Linked DNA regions of Homo sapiens: regions 2 and 3 are each linked to region 1. The links are chromatin contacts, found by Hi-C or POLR2A ChIA-PET in ENCODE. All regions are on one chromosome and are shown on one strand. The core of a region is the stretch at or near the end of the contact, and the rest is flanking DNA. Distances in the headings are between cores, read along the strand shown.

Region 1 (4,754 bases), core at 1,966-4,465:
TTTAATCAGGAGACAAAGAGACCAATTCTTCTCTCAGAATGCTTTCAAAAATTTTCAATTTTCAAAATTCACGTGACGTTTAGTTCTCTTATTACTGATGCTCTACTCCATCTCTATCCATTAACGCTGCCTACAATATGATACCACACCACAGTATTTTGTAAATTCAGTCTACGGTTTTACTTCCTGAAGTGTACACTAATGCTAATAAATTAGGTTCTAGGCTTTGCATAACATTTACAAATAGAACCATAAAAGAAAGCACTATTCATACACTCTTAAGAATGGGAAAGAGCCCTATAGAGGCCATATAGTTCAAAGAAATTTTCAATATTTTCTAACTTCATCATAGATTTTCAGTTTACCTTTACCAAGATATGGGTGCTATTGACTGTATTTACATAAACTTATTAAAATAACAATTTAATTTGTATATTGTGTAGTTTTATGATTTAAACTTTAAGTGGAAACGTTTAACTTGTTAAAAATCAATATTCTGACAAAAGGAAAGTAAAAGAACGTTAGAAATAATTCCAGGGTATTCTTCTAGCAAACTTATTTTAAAGCCCTATGGCACAAACTCATTTTGTGTGATACATCGGATTTTTTTCCAATAAGAATCACCTTTTTCCCCCATGCCTTAAATAAGTATAGAGAAATTTAAGTCTTAAAAGGGATTGTAAATGGCTTATTAAAATTCCATCTGACCAATTTTCTTGATGTGATCTACACAGTATAAAATATACTTATTAGCAGTCAATAAATACTAAATTTTCTGAATTGCTTGCCTTTTTACCAATTACTTTTTCACAGAGCATTAGCCAATTATGTATTAACCACATTTTTCTGCTCGAGAAACCTAGAACCACTTATACCTTCTAGAAGCCTAAATATTCCTGCTCCTTCCCTTCCTGCATGAGGCATTAAATCTTCAAATTATAGTCTTATTTATCAACTTTCCTAATAATCACTATTCTTCACTATACTGTTACTTGCCACATTTTTATTTGGAGAATAAATACTATTCAAGCATAAAGCTGTCTGACCTATCTTCTCACTCAAACTGTACTATGCTCCTAATACTGATTATTCTATAATCACTTTATCCCAGTTACCCAATTGGTAGGTTTGATGTATCAAGTTCCATTTAATAGGGCTTGATATGCTTCAGGGTAAAGTTAAACATGCTGACCATTATGTTCTATACTCTACATCCTCCAAAGCTTTTAAAGTTTACCAACATCCTTCTTCTCTCTAGAATAGTAAATATCCTATCATAGAAATCAGAGAAACTGCTTGGCTTTAAAGAATACAGTTCCTGAGCACTTGTCAGAGAAGCTGTTAGTAACTTCCAGACGCCCGCAGGACTATCATTTTGGTTAAATTAATCACGGGTCATCTTCTGCCACTTTAAACTTTTTAGTCTTACAATTATTGTAGGAAATCTACAGATCTACTTTAAAAATAAGTGAAATACTAAAAAAAAAAAAAAAAACCATTATTTTAGCTCCATTACTTTTCCCAAAGAAATCATTTCAGGGTCCTTATATAATAACTTTTACTTAAACCACAACTGATCAGTTGTACATAACACCGGAAGGCTTTAAAAAGGATACAATTCTGCACTTAACCTTACAAAACACGTTTCCAAGTTTTCAATTATGAGATCGTTCTATATATTAAAAAAAAGGTGCTAGTGCAGTCTATCAGAACTGTGCTGCCAGCTGCAAGCCCCGAGTATGCTGCACTTTGCAAATTTTAGGTATAATTTCTGGTTACCTGCTGAGGTTTCTACACCCTTTGTCACCCAGTGATGCTCCCACCACCAAACACTTTCCATCACCACTTAAAACGGCCTCCTTCCACCCCGCAAAAAATGCACTGTAAACTTAGGCATTTCTGCATACTAACACGGAACCACTAATATCACTAGGTATTATGGCTCTCAAAGAATCCCCTTTAGCAGGCTCCCCTGGGACGCTGTGCTCAAGCGGAGCTTTGAACCGGTGAGACTCGCTGCCAGCTGCCTTTGCAAAAGCAGCACCAGAGGTAGACTCAATACCGCAATGCTGCTGCTGACTTTTTCTAGCAGCCTCAAAAAAAAAAAAAAAAAAAAAATCAGCCCAGTCCCCTGCAGACCCTGCTGGCACTTCTGCAGCACGAAAGAGAAACCACCGCATTGCTCAGCTTGGAAGATCGGAGAGCCCGACTGAAGGGAGGGGAATCAGTGCCGTCGAGAGGCTCGGCGAGGGCGGGGTGTCGGGGTGAAAAGGAAAGACGTCCGGAGTGCAGGGGACCGCGACGAAGCAGCAGGCAGGGCTCCGCATCGCGCCCTGGCCGGAGCCGCGGAATAGCGGACGTCCGGCGGAGATGCTGACCTCTGCACGGGTTGGGGGTCCCATCGCTGCCGGCCGAGCCCCGCCCGCCGCCCCCCGGCCCCTCACCTGTCATGAGCGCCGGGCTATCGCCGGCCGCCGCGGCGGGAGAGGAGGCGGCAGTTGCGGCAGAGCCAGTCGCCCGCCGCCCGCGGAGGTGCCGGGGCACAAGCTCGCATCCGTCCGCCGCTCCGGCTACCAGCAGCCCGAGCACCAGCAACGCAGCCCAGCGCCGCCGCCGCAGCAGCCAGCCCCACGCTGGGCCAGGAGTCGAGGCGGGATGAAGGCGCCGAGGAGAAGCCGGGTGAAAGCGCAGCGGCGCCCCGGCCGCCTGCAGCTCGCCGGCTCCGCGAGGCGCCACCACCGCCGCCGGCGACTCCTCCGGCCGCCCCCGCCGCCTCAGACACGGGCTCCCGCCGGGCGCCAGCCTGGTCCCATCGGCACCGGCGGCCTCCGGAGCTCTGATCCCGGCTGCGTTCATTGGTTCCGGTTATTTAAAAAAAAAAAAAAAAAAGGTGGGGGGTAGAAAGGTACGGCGTCTTCAGGCGGTGCACGACACCCGCGCTGCTGCTGCGGCGAGACCGGGATCCGCTGCTCTGGCGCCGCCAAACACCAACCCCAGCTCCCGCGCCGCCGCCGCCGCGGCGCATCCCCCCGCCCCCTCCGGCCCGCGCTGGTCGTAGTACCACGCTCCGCCGGGACGCCTCCCTCCCCTCGCACATTCGCTCGCATACCAATCCCCCGCCTCCCTCAGGCTCTCCACGGCGCAGGCGCGGCGCTGCTGTACTGCGCGTGCGCGGCATCCCAGCCCCGCCCCGGAGGCGTTCCTAGACGGACGGTAGTACCGTGGGGCGGCTGATAACGCTTTAGCGAGCCGCGAAGATAGGAGGCGGGGAAGAAGGGGGACGTGTACCTCTCCCTCATTCACGGTACCACCGCGAGGGGGAGTGGGGGGCTACAAGGGGACGGAGAGAAGAGTCCAGACGTCCCACATCCTGAGGGCGAGTTTCAGCCTCGTAGAGGGCAGCGAAAGTAATTGCATGGATCAGGAAAATCTTGCAATCGGAAAACAGCAGCGTCCCCGTAATTTCAATATAGGTGGGGCTTACAAGTGGCTGGCTGTTTAGACGCGGTTAGCATAGCTTAGCGTTTTATTTACTTGCCAAACATTTCACAAAGCGCGTGCTATGTGTGAGTGTACCAGGCATTGCTCTAACCGTTTTACACATTTACATGCTATAACTCCAAAATTATCGTTACCCCCTTTTACGAATGAAGAGACTAAGACCTAGAAATGTGAAGTAAGTTGTCCCCAATATCCCACAGCTAATTCATGGGAAATGAGCGAGATTTAGCAGCCACTGAAAAGGCCTATTTAAGAGAATTTACTTTAGCCTCTGACTCTCCTAGGTACATTTACCTGAACTCATCACCTTCCCACCCCCATCCCATCGACTCTGTGCTGTATCCTGAACCGGCTGACAGAACAATGATGTAGACTTGACTTGTTTTCGCCAACCTGGAATGAAGCAAAGCTCTTGTGCACCCAAGATCTGCTCTCTGTTGTAAATCCTGTTCAGACCTGGTCTAATTGGTTTGAATAAATAAAGAACCGGAATCTTTCTCATCCAAACTAGTTGCCAGCATATTTTTAAGGCCACCTCCCTTCAAATTTAAAAGGAAGTGTTGAATGTACTGTCACTATAAATTAAAAGCCCTGGAAATTCACACGCAAGGAGGCATTCTTTCTCCCAGGGGCACAAAATTGTTTAAAATTTGCAGATAGGGTTATTAAACACGAAGATCCTTTTGCTATTGGGTTTTGTTGGTTTCATTCTGCTTATTGGTTTGTTTGCTTGCTTTCTCAAGCCAAGAAGATACTCAAATTACATTCTCCTAAAGTATTTCTTAGGTAGCCTGGCCAAGATAACCACAAATATCGTTTATTGTGGAAGGGCAGATGCACACTTTAGAAAAGAATCAAGGATGTCTTTGAGGCTAAGTCAATCTATCAACAGTTATTTCTCAGCAGACTTCTTGTGGGCATAGTGTTCAGGTGGCAATTCTTTATAGGGCAACCGGGAGATTATATTTCCCCTGCTGAAAGGCACAGCGATGAAGTCACACCAGAGTGCTGAGTGCCCACCAGAGAAGATAATTCTGCTAGGGGACCAGAACAATATAAATAACAAGCTTGTTCCTGCTCTCCAGGAGGCATTTCATTTATTAAATGTTTACTGAGTACCTAGTATGTGCCAGGCAGAGTACTGAGTGGTGAGGGTTAGGCAAGAGAGACACTTGAAAAAGGCAATTAAGTCAGCAGTCAGGGCTATGAGATAAACAGCACAGTCCCATGACTAAGGCATCTTACAATCTTTT
Region 2 (4,196 bases), core at 922-3,421, 770 kb after region 1:
TCCCCTTCCAATGTTATCAAGAACCTAAAACATGTAAGATGCACATAGTTTCAAATAAAATCAATAAACAATGAAAAGAAAGCGTTTGTTTCTGCTCCTTGTGAGTGATTTTCCATGGCTGTTAGCTCTTCCCTCTGGAATCTTGACTTCTCCTTCTAAATTGCCCTTCCTCTCCTATAAGAAATGCCCTGTGTTTGTAGCCTGCTTCTTTCATTAGGAAGTCTAGGGTCCTGGGACCTCTTTTTATTTTCCACTATCTTTCCCTTTGAGTTAAAGCGATATAATTCCTTTAAAAAATGTTGTGGGCTTCCTGTGTATCAAATTATAATCCATACCTAAGACAAAAGAATATCTGTAAGTCTCTTTGAGACAGAACCCTCAAGTCAGTGTGTGGTGAGGCAAAACATTTATAATTCTCAGAAGTGCTACTGTCTGATTAGGAGGGTCTAGAAAATCCCTTTAGCTATTTGTCTAATTGGGAGGTCCATGAGGCATCACTTTAAATCTTGCTGATATTTCAACAAAGGTTCTCACAACCATAGCCCTGATCTGTTCTTTACCTGGAAGCTATGTTTTCTTGGATTTGATTTTTGTCCTTTGGTCATTTCTTACTTTGGGAATCATTTGTTTTCCAGATAATCTGTGAATATAAAATTGTTTAAAAAGATTCCCATCAAGCAAGCCTTGCCTTGGAAATATTGCCTCTAAATTCTGCTTGAAAACCAATCAGTTCTTTCTTAAGCTCATCTCACTCCTCCCTACTTAAAAAAAAAGCTGCCATTCTGCTTGGAAATCTTCTTAGCCAGATACACACATTTATAGGTGTTCTTTCTATCTTTCCTGTCACTGTGGGCAACATTTCACCAATTATTCTGCCAATCCATAACCATGTCCCTGTTAAATTAAATTTGGCCTTAAGCGTCCTCCACACTTTGAATCCTATTGCAACCTAACTTAAGAGTATATTCTTGTAACAAATAGCTGAGTCTCAGCCAACCACGGCAGCCAAGCTTTCGTTAATTGCAGGCTGCCAGCTCCCTGTAACGTCCTTGAGAAAAGAAATCACATCCTAAGAGAAGCTATGTTATAGTGATATAAAGCCCATAATCTGGAGGCGTAGTGTCTGCATTGACATCTCATCTCTACTGTTTACTATCTGGATAATTCCAGGAAGGCTACATAGCCATTTGGTGCCTTGTTTCTGCATCCATAACATAGGCATAATACTAACAGGTAAGTACCTTACAGGTGTGTTATGAAGATTAAATGAGTTAATACATCTATTTTAAATAAGCAGTATCTGGTACCTGGAAGGAGGATAGGAAACACAAGTTATTCTTATTAACGATGATGATTTATTCAGTACCTAGTGCTTAATAAATACAGATGCTCCTGATACTAATAGGTAAGTACCTTAAAGGTGTGTTATGAAGATTAAATGAGTTAATATATATATTTTAAATGAACAGTGTCTGGTATCTAGAAGGAGGATAGGAAATGAGCTATTCTTAATGTTAACGATGATTTTATATTCAGCACCTAATGCTTGATAAATACAGATGCTCCTCAACTTACTATGGGGTTTCTTCCTGATAAACCCATCATAAACTGAAAATATCATACACTAAAAATGCATTTAATCCACCTAACCTACTGAAGCTCATAGCTTAGCCTAGCCTGCCTTAAACATGCTCAGAACACTTACAATGGCCTATAGTTGGTCAAGCTCATCTAACACAAAGCCTATTTTATCATAAAGTGTGGGAAAGCTTGGCGATTTATTGAACAGTGTACTGAAAGTGAAAAACAATATTGTATAAGTACTCCCAAGTATAGTTTCTACTGATTATGTATCATTTTGGCACCACCAAAATTAAAATATCAGAAGTGAACCATTGTGAGCCTGGGACTATCTATGGTTGTTGGCTTGAATTCCTTCTTTTTTCTTTTTAACTCTAAAGTGCAACCTTCCATTTTTTCACCAAGTCCCACAATTTTCTGTTTAAGTCACAGATTGTCTTGAACATTTGAATGGTGGGATTTCCACCCCCCACACCTGCTCCACCCACCCCCATTCCCTCTGACCTGGGGACAGCTGAAGAAGTAGATGACATCCAAAGATACACTTCTATTTGCCATCTCTGCACTGGGGAATGTCTCCTTGGCTGACTCAAAGGTTCTTCCCCAGCACCAGCCAAATGGAGATATAATATCAGTCAGTTGCTACTACTTCCTCATCTGCCCACATCCTGAGCAAAACAGGGGAATTCTTCACATACCCAGAGGAGTCCCTAAGGTAAATAGTCAAATTTCAATGCCTAATTGCCAACTATGATTCAAAGATAATGTAGCAATGAAAAAGCATGTGAGTCCCTTGCCATAAAAACAGCTCTTCAGAGGAAGGGAGTGTCCCCTAAGAGCCACAACTAGCCAAGAACCAGAAATAGCGAGTTTGTTTCTTAGCTATGTCTCTAGTTTCCTGTATAAAAATAAAATGAAGTGAATCATGTTTGCTCCCTAATCCCCACCAGCCTGGCTGCGCCAGGTGTCGGGACGTTTTCCTACAGCCCTATTCTGAGAACCTCTTCCTAAGATCTCCTGTGAGAGCCCAAAAGGAGAAGACTGGCTCCTAGAGCTCCTCATGGGAGCGCAGCATCTGAAAGGATGCCATCAGTCTAAATGGCCTGCTCCTTTTTCTTGGTACTTTAGAAAATATGTCTCTTTATACAATGCCAACAAAATGATTTGGTTATTTAAAAAATACAATATAATAAGATTAAAACACTTCCCTACAATGATAACCTATATCAAAACAAAAGCAAACACAAGAAGTAATACGCCTTCTCTTCATCACATAGAATCACAGGGTTTCATACAGATTCAGCCAGGAACAGCCTGAGATTACTTTAATGCAGTGCTTCTCAGTGAGGGTATTATAATAAGTTGAGGCTTTCTGGCTCCTTCTCAGGACCAGTAATGCTCGGCTCCCCTGCCTTCCTATCCCCAGGTATTGCAACAGTCAGATAGACTTCCACAAATTTCCAAACACCATCCCACATCCCCTGTCTCTGGGCACAGTACCACAATCCTTGCTCGCACTTGCCCCATTTGAATATCCTGCACTGAGAAAAGTTAAGCAAGGCCAGGCGCGGTGGCTCATGCCTGTAATCCCAGCACTTTGTGAGGCCGAGGCGGGCAGATCATTTGAGGCCAAGAGTTCGAGACCAGCCTGGCCAACATGGCAAAAACCCCATCTCTACTAAAAATACAGAAAAATTAGCTGGGTGTGGTGGTGCATGCCTGTAATCCCAGCTACTCAGGAGGCTGAGGCATGAGAATCATTTGAGCCTGGGAGGCAGAGGTTGCAGTGAGCTGAGATCACACCACTGTACTCCAGGATGTACTCCATCCTCGATGACAGAGTGAGACTGTCAACATTTTGTTCTCCATTTTCCAATGAGGAAACTGAGGCCAGAGTAATTAAGCAGTTTTGTCAAAGCTCACATCATCAAGTAATTGAACTGCAATTTCAAAGTCATTCTTATCTCAGTATGTTGTGCTGCCTCTTATAACCCCAGATGGTGCCAGGACAAGCACAGATGTGGGTTTTAATTTAAAACATTTATCGAGAGACTTCATGAAGTCTTAGGAATCACTTAGGAATGCCGTCGTGGTCAAGTGACCAGTTAATGAAGGGGCTCCCCACACTGACGAGGAAACCACCAATGGGTTGAGATAGTCCCAAGTGAAACTGTCCTGCACCGATTATTTCCCTAGCAGCATCCATGGCTAGCAGCATTCCCTAGCAGCATTCCCACGAGGGATCTTAGTGGCCAAGCAATAGTGTTTCTGCATCTCTGGAAAAGTCCACTCTGACTTTCAGCCAGAAAATAATTGTCTATGTTCATAAATTGGCAAAATACATTTCTTGCTACAATAAACAGGACTGCATCTCAGCAGGGGGTGGGGGAGCCTTTGGATAACTCTCCCTAAAGCTCCCTGCATCTTTTTGTATTTTCTGTCATCCCTGCAACTCACATAAACATTGTCCAGACCTCAGAGATATGACATTAGCTGGTTCTTTTTTAGTTGATTAGCTCTTCTGATATATTAGTAGATTATCAAAAGCAGTTTCAGTATGTCATAAAATCTGTTTGGTATTAAGTTGTACATGATGTGTTTTTCTCCATCTAGCT
Region 3 (4,373 bases), core at 1,639-4,138, 830 kb after region 1:
GAGCAGGTAAGAGTGTGCAAGGTCACCTAGCAGGTGGGTGCCTGAGCCTGGATTTAGACTCAAGTTTGTCCGAATCTAAAGCTTGTGTCAATTCCACTACTCCACCTTTCCTCTCCAGTTAGTTAGCCCTGCCTCCCTACACACACACACACATGCACGCACAGACCACAGAAGAGAGTGGATGAAATTATATAGAGTGTCAGAAAAAGAGATGACCTAAGACATTATGGAAACCAACTCATTTATTTAACGAAGGAGGAAACTGAGGCCAAAGAAATTCAATAATTTGTGTAAAGTGCTGTGCTCTGGGCTTTGGGCCTACTTAAAAGCTGGATCTAGGTTTATTCCTGTTGATAACCATATTCGATTTAATTATTATTTTTTTTTTTAGGTGGAGTCTCACTCTGTAGCCTAGGCTGGAGGGCAGTGGTGCCATCTCGGCTCACTGCAACCTCCACCTCCCAGGCTCAAGCGATTCTCTTGCCTCAGCCTCCTGATTAGCTGGGATTACAGGCGCCTGCCACCATGCTCGGCTAATTTTTTGTGTTTTTTTTTAGTAGAGACAGGGTTTCACCACGTTAACCAGGCTGGTCTTGAACTCCTGACCTCAGGTGATCCGCCCACCTCGGCCTCTCAAAGTGCTAGGATTACAGGCCTGAGCCACCATGTCCAGCGTCATATTTGATTTAATTTAATCCACAACCGTACAGAAGATATGTAGCTGAGTGAGTGATCCCAGCCTAGCTGGGAAATAAATACACACATATCTAAATACAAGGCAGGATGTGAGAGATTCAGAGTGGTGCAGGCGTTAGAGGAGGGAGAAGTCTCATCTGACTTAGTAAACTTGAGAAAGATTTCTCATAGGAAGTGATACTGAGATGAGCCTTGAAAAAGGACTGGAAGATAGAAAATTCAGGTGGGGACACGGCGCAGCAATGGCATGGCAGTGTGAAAGCATGGGCTGTGCATCCGAAGAATCAGACAAAGCGTGGTCCTTACCTGAAGGTGCAGGACTGGAGACGATACTGTATGTAGGGTGGACTGAGGTGTGCTGGGGAGTGATGAGAGTAGAGATAGATAGCTGGAGCTTTAACAGAACAATAAGAGAAAGAAGAAAAGCTAAGTGATTTGGACCTGATGAGAACAGAGTTCTTCAGACTGCAAGACAGGGGAAGGGGGATCCCATTTCAAGGCAGTAACATGCTTTCTCTTCCGGTTCCCACTCTCCCTGTTCTCCCTAGATATCTGGCTGCAGGGGGAGGAGGCGTGATGAGATGGGGAGAGGGGAAAATTGTGGGCAGATTCAACTCGGTTACAGGAGGAATCCCAAGAGACACCCAGGCAATGCTGAGCTTTGGTCATTCAAAATAAGGTTATGCAGAAAGTTCCTGCCTGAGAGGCCAGACCATTATTCTGAGACGGGATTTTTCAAATTCTTCTTCCTCTTCCCTTGGTATTTCAAGGTGAATCCTAAAGCGCTGAGCTAGGGATTTCCAAAATACACAGCTGGATACCAAAGCCAGTCACTAAGGGTTCAGGGGAGTCTGGAAGGAGGAAATGTGGAGAGAAAGAAGTCAAGGGAAAGCCCACCGTGCTTTTTCTGTACCTGGGAATCTTTTAAAAAGAGAAGGACGTGGACTGGCTGAGAATAGCCAAGACATCAACAGAGTTGATGGAAGACCTGGCTTTCCCATCTCTGGGCCCGCAGAGGGACAGCGTTAGAGATGTCACCCTTCAGGACTCCGAGAGGAAGCCACTTCACAAGCTGCCCCCTAAGAACCCAGGCTGCAGCCCCGGAAAGGAGCTGCGTTATGGTCAGCCTGGGGGCTTCCCAGAGCTCCCTTCAGTCCCACGGGGCACAGATGCTGAGTCGGGAACCAGTGGACCCACCAGTGAGCTTGCTGTTATGAGACAAGGTGACCGCCCGGTCACGCCCAAGGGCTGGACCTCCCCAGGAACAGACTGGAGAGCCATTGGGGGATACGGGGAGAGCTCTGGGGCTGCAGCCCACTCGGGGCACTGCCTGGGCTGGAAGAATGGGCCACACATTCAGTACTGGAGGCCAGGAGGTCCAGCACGACACAGGCCACAAAAGGACGTCTCCCCAAAGACCAGCAGGCAGCAGCTGGCACACAGCCAGGGACCTTCATGGGACCAAGGAACCCACTGCTCTGCTGCCACGGCGGGGAAAGCCCCCTCGCTCCCCATATCCCTGCCTCCGCAGTGAGAGACAGAGCAAGCAGCAGCTCTCAGAGACACTGAGCGCTTTTCCTAAAGACCCAGCACTTTCTGCAGGGTTTAAAATATCAGCTCAAAGTTTAACTGGATTGGACATCTCATTTATCCTCCCATCCCACTAACTAGTGGGTGAGGCTCAGAAGAGAAAGACCAGATTAGTTCTAAGCAATATAGTGATCCTCCGTTTTCCCTTCGCATCCGATGTGCTGTAGGAGATATATTTGTACAGCCTGGTGACTATCAGTCCTTGGGACAGCAGGGCCAGCCTGGGGAGGGCCCCTGCGGCGGTGGCAGGGTGGGCTCTGCTGCTCTGCCTCCCTGGCAGGGCTCACTGCGGCAGAGTAGGGAGGCCTTGTGGCGAAGGTCCTGAGCAAGACGTGGGGTCTCCGTTCCACCAGGGGTGGGTGGGGGCCGGCCGGGATGGAGGAGAGATTCAGGAGTAGAGTGGGAGGCTGTCCCAAGCGCCTTAGGCCTCTAGGGAGCAGCGGCCTGCCAGGATGGTCTGGAAGGCACGTTCACCCAGGCCCGGAGGCCGGGTTCCCCTGGCCTGGCGGAGGTCCCCTGGGACGCCCCTTCCAGGGGAAGCTGCGATTCCTGTCTCCGCAGCCCTGAGCCTGAGAGCGGAGCGGAGCGGGCCGGCTTTGCGAATGGCGCTGCTGCCCCCTCCTGGGTGGCGCCCGGCAGGTGCTGCGTGCCTGGAGCGGCCTTGCCTGTAACCCTCAGGGTGAATCCCCCGAGGTCGGACTCCGCCGCCCCGACGCTGCCCCTCCTCTGCATCCGCACGTAAAATCACCCAGGCCCATCCCCTCTCTATATAAAATCACCCAGGACCATCCCTTCTCTATATAAAATCACCCAGGCCCATCCTCTCTCTATGTAAAATCACCAGGCCCGTCCCCTCACTATATAAAATCACCAGGCCCGTCCCCTCTCTATGTAAAATCACCCAGGCCCGTCCCCTCTCTATATAAAATCACCCAGGCCCGTCCCCTCTCTATATAAAATCACCCAGGCCCGTCCCCTCACTATATAAAATCACCCAGGCCCGTCCCCTCTCTATATAAAATCATCAGGCCCGTCCCCTCTCTATGTAAAATCACCCAGGCCCGTCCCCTCTCTATGTAAAATCACCCAGGCCCGTCCCCTCTCTGTGTAAAATCACCCAGGCCCGTCCCCTCTCTTTGGGCCACATCTCTCGCGTCTTCTCCGGCCGTTTGTGCGGTCTTTGTCCCTTACACAGCGGCGCTTGGTGACTAAGGATTACCTCTGTGGGCTCAGACAGGGTTGAAGGCCCTGGTTCCGCCCGCGCTGGCCGGTTCCTTAACCTCATGGAGCCTCAGGTGCTCACTGGTGAAATAGGTAGGACCTCGTAGGTTGCCACATCTTGGCACCAGGTGCCTGGCTATGTTGAGTGCTCAGAAAATGGGAGCCATGATTCTCTTTCCTTCTGGCCTCATTGAATTCTCTGAGCTCTGTCCATGCATGCTCAGGTTGGAGACTTTCCCCACCAATTTTCCGCCTATCCCTGCTGGGCAGCCAGGCTTTCCCAAACCACGGGGGGCGATTTTCTACACTCTGGGCACATGGCAAGGACCCGGGGACAGCTTGGGTTCCTGTCATGGACATCAAGCCTGCTCTTGTCTTCCTAGGTTTCTTGCCTTCCATTTTCTTCCGCCTTACTTTCCTTTCGTTTTCCTCTCCTTATTAACTCTGGCTACTGCGGAACTCTCTCCCACCTTCACACAAGCTTTCTTCCTGATCCCTGGTTCTAATTACTTTCCCCCACCGCTGCCCCCTGTCCCCAACCAGACTCTGCCTTCCAGCCCCATCATAACCTCCAGCTGGCAGGGGCCAAGGTCCCCAATGACCTCTTTGCCCTTCAGCCCAATGTTCACATCACAGATTTTTTTTGGACGGTTCTGCAGCATTTCGTGCATTTTTTTTTTTTTAAGACAGGGTTTCTCTCTGTTGCCCAGGCTGGAGGGCAGTGGTGCGATCTTGGCTCACTGCAACCTCTGTCTCCCTCCAGGGCTCAAGCCATCCTCCCACCTCAATCTCCTGAGTAGCTGGGACTACAGGTGAGCACCACCATGCCCAGCTTTTTTTTTTTTTTTTTTTTTGTAGATATGGGG

Evidence for each region. A loop is a pair of places that touch in the nucleus more often than their neighbours do. ChIA-PET counts read pairs that join two places held with the same protein, here RNA polymerase II (POLR2A). Pooled maps may share reads with other maps.
Region 2: a loop to region 1 is called in a pooled map, with 2.7 times the contacts of the local background. The contact joins the enhancer-like site here to the promoter of STIM2-AS1 in region 1. A Hi-C loop is called at or near these places in 4 of 37 single-sample maps with no recorded cell type and 12 of 50 pooled maps. POLR2A ChIA-PET finds 5 or more read pairs at or near these places in 3 of 52 experiments (H1, activated CD4-positive, alpha-beta T cell and activated T-cell).
Region 3: a loop to region 1 is called in a map of aorta, with 4 times the contacts of the local background. The contact joins the enhancer-like site here to the promoter of STIM2-AS1 in region 1. A Hi-C loop is called at or near these places in 2 of 168 maps with a recorded cell type or tissue (aorta and ascending aorta) and 14 of 50 pooled maps. POLR2A ChIA-PET finds 5 or more read pairs at or near these places in 1 of 52 experiments (WTC11).

Annotation. Positions count from the first base shown.
Region 1 is chr4:26,859,060-26,863,813 of GRCh38, reverse strand. STIM2-AS1 (STIM2 antisense RNA 1) reads left to right here and starts at 3,215. Exons shown (of 2, transcript NR_134674.1): 1 at 3,215-3,304; 2 at 3,786-4,190. STIM2 (stromal interaction molecule 2) reads right to left here and starts at 2,973. Exons shown (of 12, transcript NM_020860.4): 1 at 2,445-2,973. The coding sequence starts at 2,595. RefSeq lists silencers at 2,277-2,846, 2,857-3,226 and an enhancer at 3,317-3,416.
Region 2 is chr4:26,086,834-26,091,029 of GRCh38, reverse strand. All of the region lies in intron 2 of LINC02357 (long intergenic non-protein coding RNA 2357), which reads right to left. Among named protein-coding and RNA genes, the nearest start is that of LINC02357, 18 kb to the right of the region's middle. RefSeq lists an enhancer at 2,231-2,340. Within about 2 kb of position 2,171, at least 7 of the 41 ENCODE cell types and tissues checked have a DNase peak (open chromatin) inside an H3K27ac peak, as active enhancers do.
Region 3 is chr4:26,027,451-26,031,823 of GRCh38, reverse strand. No RefSeq gene overlaps it. Among named protein-coding and RNA genes, the nearest start is that of LINC02357, 41 kb to the left of the region's middle. RefSeq lists enhancers at 1,276-1,858, 1,859-2,440. Within about 2 kb of position 2,888, at least 2 of the 41 ENCODE cell types and tissues checked have a DNase peak (open chromatin) inside an H3K27ac peak, as active enhancers do.